2 separate regions of the Homo sapiens genome follow, and region 1 is linked to region 2. Evidence: read pairs that join two places in POLR2A ChIA-PET (ENCODE). Cell type or tissue: Panc1. All regions are shown on one strand. Links, peaks and the distances in the headings refer to the core of each region. The heading gives the core; the rest is flanking DNA. Region 1 holds the start of LOC105370007 (a long non-coding RNA gene). Region 2 has its middle 25 kb from the start of MED13L.

The links. Peaks named below come from ENCODE experiments on the same cell type or tissue, not always from the same donor. Only the 100,000 strongest peaks of a DNase experiment are listed, where the experiment ranks them.
Region 1: POLR2A ChIA-PET joins it to region 2 with 11 read pairs; 1 of 35 experiments calls an interaction of 5 or more read pairs at or near these places.

Annotation. Positions count from the first base shown.
Region 1 is chr12:116,486,239-116,491,619 of GRCh38, forward strand. It overlaps LOC105370007 (a long non-coding RNA gene), which reads right to left and starts at 4,713. Exons shown (of 3, transcript XR_945394.3): 1 at 2,071-4,713; 2 at 1,524-1,666. In Panc1, for the core only: no CTCF peak of the experiment used is centred there; no DNase peak of the experiment used is centred there; H3K27ac peaks cover 2,824 bases.
Region 2 is chr12:116,300,244-116,305,624 of GRCh38, forward strand. No RefSeq gene overlaps it. Among named protein-coding and RNA genes, the nearest start is that of MED13L, 25 kb to the left of the region's middle. In Panc1, for the core only: no CTCF peak of the experiment used is centred there; no DNase peak of the experiment used is centred there; H3K27ac peaks cover 1,298 bases.

The DNA.
Region 1 (5,381 bases), core at 98-5,097, 190 kb after region 2:
TAGCTTTAAGAGGAGAAGGCTGAGGTCAGAGAGGTCAGTAACTCTCCAGGTGCCACCAATGGTCTGGGGTGGAGCAGGGCTTAGTGCTGAGGCCCATCAGGCATTGAACGTGCCCTGAAGGTTATCTATAGAACAGCCATTCCTGGCCAGGCGCGGTGGCTCACGCCTGTAATCCCAGCACTTTGGGAGGCCGAGGTGGGTGGATTATGAGGTCAGGAGATTGAGACCATCCTGGCTAACACGGTGAAACCCCATCTGTACTAAAAATACAAAAAATTAGCTGGGTGTGTTGGCGGGCGCCTGTAGTCCCAGCTACTCGGGAGGCTGAGGCAAATACAAAGAATTAGCTGGATGTGGTGGTGCGTGCCTGTAGTCCCAGCTACTCAGGAGGCTGAGGCAAATACAGAGAATTAGCTGGATGTGGTGGTGCGTGCCTGTAGTCCCAGATACTCGGGAGGCTGAGGCAAATACAGAGAATTAGCTGGATGTGGTGGTGCGTGCCTGTAGTCCCAGATACTCGGGAGGCTGAGGCAAATACAGAGAATTAGCTGGATGTGGTGGTGCGTGCCTGTAGTCCCAGATACTCGGGAGGCTGAGGCAGGAGAATGGTGTGAACCTGGGAGGCAGAGCTTGAATTGAGCCGAGATTGCACCACTGCACTCCAGCCTGGGTGACAGAGCAAGACTCCGTCTCAAAAAAAAAAACAAAACAAAAAAAAACAGAACAGCCATTCTTCTCTACCCCTGCCCCCTGATTTTATTTGGGTATACACCATCCCATGTATAGAGAATGAGACTTATCCCTACTCCCAGAGGAACATGTGAATGTGAGTGTTCTGGGAATGAGATTCCAAGAGGACAATAGACGTGCAAGAAATTTACTGAGATGCCTGTGAAGGATAAGAGAAAGAGAGCAGGAGTGGTCAGGGAAAATCTTTAGGGTGTGATGTGGGTCTGACACCTGGGAAAAGAGAGGGGGAAGGAAGGAGGACTGGGTTGGAAGAGGTTCAGGCTGCAGCCCAGCTCTGAGAAAGTCTCAGCCAGGCTGATGGGGAGTTAGAGTCCCACACTGGGCAGAAGTGCCCAGTTCTAGGCATGGTGGCTCACGCCTTTAACCCCAGCACTTTGGGAGGCCAAGGCGGGTGAATCACTTGAGGCCAGGAGTTTGCAACCAGCCTGGCCAACATGGTGAAACCCCGTCTCTACTGAAAATACGAAAATTAGCCAGGCATATTGGCACATGCCTGTAGCCTCAGCTACTCGGGAGGCTGAGACAGGAAAATTGCTTGAACCCGGGAGGCAGAGGTTGCAGTGAGCCAAGATCATGCCACTGCACTCCAGCCTGAGTGACAGAGTGAGACTCTGTCTCAAAAAAAAAAAAAAAAAGAAGAAGAAGAAGAAAAAGAAGTGCCAGCTCTAGAACCCGCACTATACAGTTCCTGTCTGGGAGCAGTCTGGGGAGAGCAGAGTCTCTGCATGAAGCAGATCCAATGGTGCAGCACCCATAGGCTGTCAGATACCTACCCTCCCCACAGCAGGTTCTCTTGAAGGGAGATCTGAGCGGTGCAGCTCCATGGCCACCACAGGTACATGTCCTTAGGCCAAGTCAATCAAAGCAATTTCACTGCCCTTGGTAGCGCCTGGTTTGGGCAGAGTAGATGATGCCCCTGGATCAATGAGACATACGGGAAGTCTACTGAGGGGTTTGTGGGAAAGGTGTTTTTCTTCTACCTCTCACCTCTCAATGCAGCTATATGAGGATGTGGTGTCTGGAGCTGTGGCAGCCACCTTGAGATCATGAAGTGACAAGCATGAAGGCAAAAGCCAATACGCTCAAGGTAGAGTAGGGAGATGGAAAGAACATGGAGCCTTGATGACATCAGTGTGTCCCTGAATTAACCACCCTGGAATATCCTCCCTCAAGAAACTTGTCAGTTGAGATCACAGGTCTCTTATTGCTTAAATTATCTACTGCTATGTAACAAATTACCCCCAAACTTAACAGCTTCCTAACAACAAACATTTATATCGTACACAGTTTCCAGGAACCAGGAATCAAGAAGCAGCTTACCTGGAAGGTTCTGGCTCAAGGTCTTTCATGAGGTTGCAGTCAAGATGCTGGGCAGGGTGGCAGGTATCTGAAGGCTTGACTGGGGCTGGCAGATCCTTTCCCAAGATGGCACACTCACGTGGCTGTTGGCCAGAGGCCTCAGTTCCTCACCATGTGGACCTCTCCATAGAGCAGCTTGAGTGTCCTTACAACATGGCAGCTGGCTTTTTCCAGAATGAAAGTGATTCAAAAGTGAGAGAAAGGAAGAGGCTACATGCTCTATATGACCTAGTCTCTGAAATCACACACTGTCTCTTCTATCTTATTCTGTTTGTTAGAAGCAAGTCACATAGCTCAAGGGGAGATAAATTAAGCTCCACCTTTTAAAGGGAAGCACATTGGCCTAGTGTGGTGGCTCACACCTCTAATCCCAGCACTTTAGGAGGTCACAGGGGGAGGATCACTTGAGCCCAGGAGTTTGGGACAAGTCTGGACAACACAGTGAGACTCTGCTTCTACGAAAAATATAAAAATTAGCCAGGCATGGTGGCAGGCACCTATAGTTCCAGCTACGTACCTGTAGTCCTCAGTCCCATGCTGAGGTAGGAGGATCTCTTGAGCCCAGGAGTTCTAGACCAGTCTGGGCAATATAGTGAGATCCCATCTCTGCAAATACATTAAAAAAATTAGCCAAGTGGGGTGGCATGCACCTGTAGTCCCAGCTACTCAGGAGGCTGAGGTAGGAGGACCCCTTAAGTCCAGGAGTTCAAGGCTGCGGTGAGCTATGATTGCACCACTGCCTGGGCAATAGAGTGAGACTCTCTCAAAAAATAAAACAAAGGGAGCTGTATCAATGAATTTTTGGATTTAAAACCACCATAGCTACTTTCAGCTGTGCCCTCTTTATTTACAGAGATCCCCAAAGCCGATAGTCTTTACATCACACATCACTGCCAGGCCGGGCAGGGAAAAATTGTGTGCTCAGGAGATTACAACAGACCCTATAATCCTCAGAAGACTTTTCAACTGAGAAATCATCCAGTTCCAAAAGATTCTTGCAGAATAAGTCTGCTTAAAGGTATATATGCCTGTATAAACATGCCCTACCTAAAAATAAACTTAGATGTAATCATCCATTAGGAAATACCAAAAATACACAAAAAGGGATAAAGAATAATTTTAAAACTCCTTTGACCCACCACCTCGCTTAAGAAATAAAATAATACCCATGTGATGGAAACTCTAGATCTTCATATACTCTGATCATATTGTTCTTCTCACCCGCAGTGGGAACCACGACCCATATTTGGATGTTTTTCATTCCCACAAGTTTTTTTTTTTTTTTTTTTTTTGAGACAGCACCTCTCTCTGTCACCCAGGCTGGAGGGCAGTGGTGCGATCTCAGCTTACTGCAACCACTGCCTCCTGGGTTCAAGCGATTCTCCCGCCTCAGTCTCCTGAGTAGCTGGGATTACAGGCACCCACCACTACACCCAGTTAATTTTTTGTATTTTTTTTAGTAGAGACATGGTTTCTCCATGTTGGCCAGGCTGGTCTCAAACTCCTGAGCTCAAATGATCGGCCTGCCAAAGTGCTGGGATTACAGGCATGAGCCACCGTGCCTGGCCCCACTACTTTCTTTAACTGTGCCTGGTATAGACCTGTGCAATATCTGGTATCATTTTGCATGTTTCTAAGCTTTGTGGAAATGAGGGCATACTGAACGTATTCTTCTGACACTTGATTTTTTTTTCTCTACACTATGTATGTAAGCTTCAACCATGCAAGGAGATGGAAAAATGGAAATCTCATACATTGCTGATGGGAAGGTAAAATGGTGCAGCTGCTTCAGAAAACAGTCTGGCAGTTTCTCAAAAAGTAACACAGAATTGCTGTATGACCCATCCACTCCTAGGTATATACCTGAGAGAAATAAAACATATGTCCATATATAAAAGCCTGTACGTGAATGTTCCCAGCAGTGTTATTTATATTTTTTGTTTTCTTTAAATACCCTGCTGGATGCCAGAGTGTTATTTATAATAGTTTTAAAAAGCGGAAACAACTCACATGTCCGTCAGTTGATAAGTGGATAAAATGTGGCTTATCCATACAGTGGAATATTATTTGGTCGGAAAATGGAACGAAGTACTGAAACATGCTACAACAAGGATGAACCTTGGAATTGTGCTAAGTGAACAAAGCCAGGCCCAAAAGACCACATAGTATACAATTCCATTTATGTGAAATATTCAGAATAGGGCAAATCCATAGAGACAGAAAGTAGATTAGGGGTTGCCTGGGGCTGGGGGTAGGGAGGATTGGAGAGTGACTGCTCAGTGAGTACAAGGTTTATTTGGGGGATGGTGATAATATTCTGGAATTAGATCATGGCGATGGTTGCACAACTTTGTGACTACACTAAAAACCACAGCATTGTACACTTTTAAAAGTCAATTTTATGACATATACATTCTATCTCAATAAAAACAGATTCAACCACAGTATTCATCTGTTCTCACACTGCTAATACAGACATACCCGAGACTGGGTAATTTATAAAGAAAAAGAGGTTTAATGGACTCACAGTTCCACATGGCTGAGGAATCATGGCAAAAGGTGAACTAGAAGCAAAGGCACGTCTTACACGGTAGCAGAGAAGAGAACATAAGTAGGGGAACTACCCTTTATAAAACCATCAGATCTCATGAGACTTATTCACTATCATGAGAACAGCACGGGAAAGACCCACCCCCATGATTCAATTACCTCCCACCAGGTCCCTCCCATGACACGTGGGGATTATGGGAGCTACAATTCAAGATGAAATTTGGGCGGGACCACAGCCAAACCATACCAACTGTGTTAACACAGAGGCTTGATAGTCCATTTTCACTACCGTATAGCAATCCGTTAGTATGACCATTATACATCTATCCATTCTCCCATTAATGGGCATCGGTATCATTTCTCACTTTGCTGCTATTCCAAGCAGTGGTACTGTGAACATTCCCTGCGCATCTCTTTGCGCACGCAGGAGGGTTTCTTGAAGATACATAGGAAGAAGGGTGGTTGCTGGGCTGTAGCGTTTATGCATCTTCAACTTCACACCCCCACTCTCTAAACTCCTTCCTCAGTCTAGGGAGAGAAGGAAAGGAAGCGAGCTCTGCCTCCACCCTTGGCCCCTGCAAACCTCCCGAGGTCTCAGGAAATAGGGCAACTGAAATGGAAAACAAATAGCACAAATCAAATGGTGGGCTGTTTCCCCTGCCACCACCGTTCGGAGACCCGCTGGATGGGCAGCGGGGCCTCCCCCACCAGAAAATATTAAC
Region 2 (5,381 bases), core at 189-5,188:
TGCCTCCTGCCAGACTTTTAGGGGTTTGTCTTGGGGGCCAGGCTGAAGGTTTTCTGCCCCTTCTCTGACTGCTCTGGTGTTTCTTGATAAAGTTGGGGCTGCCTGAATCTGAGCAGCAAACGCAATAGCCTGGGAGGGTCTGTTAGGAAGGAAACCTTTTTCTTTGCTTAGGTGAGCTCTACCAGTCTCTGTTTTCCCCCTCTAGGGAAATGTACACTCTCTGGAGCATTGTTTAAAGGGTTTTCTCACATTGCCGGCACCTGGCTGCACTTGGTCTAGGAGGCAGATGGCTTAGGACTTTTGATTCATCAGGGCTTGGGATGACTTTACATTCCCCCAAATTGCCATTTTGGGCAGGATTTACATAACTGAGATTCCAGCTTTCTTTGGCCTAGTTTTGCCATTTTCTCTATTCCGTTTTGCTTTTAAAGCACACATGCATTGTGTGTGCACACACATGCATACACACACACACACACACACACACACACGCATTTCTTTCCTAATGGTACAAGTTATACATGCTTCATGGAGAACACTTGGAAAGCAAAGGAAAGCACCAAGCGGGGGTCGGGGTGGGGAAGGAGCTGGAAAGCAAAAAAATCACAAGAGAAAATCACTAGACATTTTGACAAAGATTGTTCTAACATGTTTCCTCCTATCCAGCTATCATCTACCTATCCTCTATTTTTATTTTATTATTATTATTATTATTTTGAGACAGAGTCTCGCTCTGTTGGCCAGGCTGGAGTGCAATGGCTAGATCCTGGCTCACTGCAACCTCTGCCTCCCAGTTTCAAGCAATTCTCCTGCCTCAGCCTCCCGAGGAGCTGGGACTACAGGCATGTCCCAACACACCTAGCTAATTTTTGTATTTTTGACAGAGATGAGGTTTCACCATGTCGACCAGGCTGGTCTCAAACTCATGACCTCAAGTGATCTGCCCGCCTCTACCTCCCAAAGTGCTGGGATTACAGGCATGAGCCACCGTGCCTAGCCTGCTTATCCTTTTTAAAAAAGTATGACAGATGACATGCAATTTTGTTGCCTGAATTTATACCTTTCCATTTTTACAGATAATATGTTGTATTTTGTGATAATAATATCAACTACTACTTATTACATACCGAAATTCAGTGCTTAATTCAGAGCCTTTGTAGTCAGAGGGATCTGGGTTCAAATCTCAGTAGGATTCATTTCTCATTGCGTCTTTGGGCAAATGACCTAACTTTGAGGAGCCTGGGTTTCTTATTCTATAAAATGGTGATAAAAATGTTGTTTGCCTCAGAGGGAGGATTGCTGTGAGGATCAAATAAAATTCTGCCAAATAAAGAAAAGCCCGGGAAATGCTTAGGTCCATAGTAAGTGTTCAATAAATTACTGTTCATATTCTTACCACGTGTGCTGTATGTAGGACATTTGTCTGTGTTTTTCTTTTTCGTGATGGTGCTATGTGCAGCATTCTCTCTAAACCAGAACTTTGGGCCCCACAGTATTTGATTCACGGTAAGCAGCTAGATGATTTTAAACTTCTGTCTTCCCCCAAGAACACTCGACAAAATTGGCAGTCTGTAATATGCAAAAATCCACCCAGAAATGGAAGACAGGGACATTTGCACAAGCTGGGTTGTGTCTACAGAATTAGAAGACACAGTTGGACTAATTTTAGTGCCTAAAAATTGGAAACATTGGAATCATGCTCTATGGGAAATGCAAGTTCTTGAAAGTGGCAAAAGGAAACACCAGGAATGGTTGAATTTGGGACCATTCCCTCAAGGTTTGGGCACAATCTTCATCTGTGGGTAGACTCTATTTGGCTGGAAGCTAAAAGGTTAGGCGGGGGAAAGGGTTAAGCATCTTTCAGGTCCTCAGGTTAGGAATGAGGGAGAGATCTCATTCACATTGCCTCTTCATTGTCTTGATTTTCTCGGCTATCTACTTTCCTTTGTCTTGCCATAGATAATTTTGATCCTGTGACCAGGCTCTTTAGTGTTTTGTCCTTTGGGATTTCTGAGAGGAGCGGGCCCCTGTGATTGACCTCACGTGGGCAGACTGCACACAACTCACTTTGTATCTGAGGAGCAGAGTGGGGGCCTAGCTCCCTTTCGTGCAGCCAATCAAGCTGGCGCTGAGAATTTATGAGAGGAAGGCGAACCACTTTGAAGAAAGGCGCCCTTGTCTGCTGCTCCGCCATTGCTCCGTGGTGTGCGTGGGGAGGTGGAGAGGGGTGGGCACGGGGAGAGGGGCTGGCGCCCTGGGGATGGATAAGGGAAGAAAAGAATCCGCGAAACCAGGGTCAAAAGTCTTTCTGTGAACAGGAAAGAAAACTGAGCAGCCTGCCTTCCTCCTTGCAGGTGTGTGCTCACAATGGGGGAGCCACAGACCCTTCCCAAAGGTCAGGGAGGAAGGAGCGCATCACAGCGGCTGCCTGTATTCACCCCCCAATCCACCCACTCCTTGGAGACTGAAGAACTAGAGAGAGCCAGGAAGGCAAGATCACTTCTAGAAGCAATCCTGGCCGCCAGTAATCTAGATGCAATAGTAACTCCGCCGAGTCAGAGAGGCATAGCTTCAAATTCTGGGCTTCTCCCTGGGGAGGGCAATTGCTTCATTTCTCTGAGCGTCAGTTTCCTCATCTGTGAAAAGGGGTGGTTAACAACGGAACCTCCTTCCTCCTTTATCAGGCCGTCGGGAGAAATTTGTAGAAAGCAGTCAGCACAGTGCCTGGTATACAGTAAGTGCTGAACAAGTAGAAGCTACTATTCATAGCAATCATATTTGGTTTCAAAAGAGATATTCTGCTTTCATTAAAGCCAAAAATAAAGGCCATTCATTCAGTCGTTTTTTTCATTCATTTGTTCAGGCAATCAATAAACATTTAACAGGGCCTACTATGTATTGGTGACTTTAATGAATTTGATATTAATAGTAGCTAACGCTTGCTAGGGGTTAGGCTCTGTTTTGTTTTTATTTTTCGAGACAAGAGTCTCACTGTGTCACCCAGGCTGGAGTGTACTGATGCAATCATAGCTCACTGCAGTCTCAACCTGTCTGGCTCAAGCAATCCTCCCACCTCAGCCTCATAAGTAGCTGGACTACAGGCACTCACCACCATGCTTGGCTAATCTTCTCTGACTTTTTGTAGAAATGAGGTCTTACTATATTGCCCAGGCTGGTCTCAAACTCCTGAGCTCAAACAATCCTCCGAAAGTGCTGGGATTACAGGCATGAGCCGCCACACCCGGCCCCTGTTAGGCTCTGTTTTAAACCCTCCATATGTCTTAATTTATATAAGCGTCACGACCACATGGTGAGGTAGGTACAAAGAAGTTGATCATGGCCATGTCACACAGCTAGTAAGATTAGGAGCTGGCATTTAAACCCAGGTGTGCCTACTGCCCAGATCTACGTGGTAAGCACCTTGCTAGTCCAAAACTAATAAATAAAACATGATTCCTGCTGCCTGGGGCACCACAGTCCACTAGAACTTTCTGCTATCATAGAAATATTCCATATCTGCACTGTCCAATATGGTACCCACTGTTGGTAGCTACTGAGGACTTGAAATGAAGCTAATGTGATAGAGAAACTGAATTTTAAATTTCATTTCATTTGTACTAATTTCAACATAGGTTTAAATAGCCACACATGGCTACTGCCAGCATACTGAACAGCCTAGCTCTAGGAACTCAGAGTCTAGTGGAGGAAATTCACCTTCACTGAGGTGGTGACGTTATGCTATGTGGCCCTGTTCAAGCCCCAAGAACATAGGAGGACACAGCTGTGGTGTGGAGAGTGGCCTGGGATCACAGGAGGCTTCCCAGAGACAGTCATCTCTGATCTGAGTCTGCAGGAAGGAGGGGTTGGTAGGAGAGGAAGGGAGGTATTTTTAAATATGTCCAAATATGTTGGATTTCACAACAGGGTCTGTGCTCAGCCAGGACTTTGGTGGAGATTGAAACTTGTAATCAAGAGCCAGAGTCCTCTTTGAGCTACAAGATAACCAGCACTTACCCCTGAAGGATGAAACCGTATTGGATTCAGGAATTTGTCTACTGTTCTTTTTGGCTGCAGGTTTTGCTTGTTTTTGGCTTTTAACCATCACCTCTCTGAGGACATAAAAACACCTGAAAAGCAAATTTGAAAAATTCACTGGTTAGTTTGAATGCTTTGTCAATATCATGTGAAGCAAAATGTCTAAGATCCCCAAACCAGCTCTAGGCAGACAAAAGAGTAGTAATAATCATAAGGATAATGAGGATAATAATGAAAAATAGTTACCACTTATTAAGACACTTTGTGCCAGACCCAAATTTAAGTTAAGTGCTTTTGCGTATTGATCGTCTTGCATACTCCTACAATCTATTCTCTGCACAGCAGCTAGAGTGGCCTTTTTAAGACATAAACCCTAAATCAGATCATGCTAGTCTGCTGCCGAAACCCCTTAAGTGGCTTCACATTGTACTTAGAATAAAATCCAAGTTCCTTGCCCAGGCCTGCAAGGCCTGACCCCAGCCTACAAATGTTCCCATTCTCCACCTACTTACCAAGCTCCAGGCACGTAAGACCCCTCTCTGGTGTAAAGCCCCAAGCTTTTGTCTGCCCCAGGGCCTTTGCACTTGCTGTTCCTCCAATTGGCAACTCAGCTCCCCACCCTAACCCTCTACTAGAATGAAATATGTCGAAGATCAGGGATCTTGTCTCTTAGGTCACTGTTGCATCTCCAGCCCCCTAGGTCAATTTGTCATACGATTGAAAGAATTTGAATCCTCTGTTATGAGGCATTGAAATCAATGCAAATTAAATAAAATTTACAATTCAGTATGAGGTATTATGAGGCATTATTATCCTCATGTAACAGATGAAGACAGTGAAGGTCAGAGTGGTTAATTTGCTCAAAGCCACATAGCTTGTGAGCTTCCCACTATATACCTGGAGGACTCCAACTATTTGCTACTTGTCAGCTATGCTGAGGCTGCACAGCCACCTTGAGAGATGGAAGATCCTTTAGGATGTGGTTTTCCTTCCCTCACTCTGCAAACAGCCCTGCTATGCCTCACTTAGTCCTTCATTGCCAGAATCTCTCTATATAATAAGAAACCTTAGCCTGCAAAACTACTCAATTCCCTTCTGGCTTTTACCGTATGTTTTTCTTTGATTATAAAATAAGTATTATAGAAAGAATGGAAAGTAGAGAAAGAAGATAAAGAAGCTGGTGGAAAAACCACTCGTGACCTCACTACCCAGAAGCAATTCTGTTAGCATTTTGGTTTCTTTTTTTTTTTTTTTTTTTTTTTAAGACGGAGTCTCGCTCAGTCACCCAGGCTGGAGTGCAGTGGTGCCCTCTTGGCTTACTGCAACCTCCACCTCCTGGGTTCAAG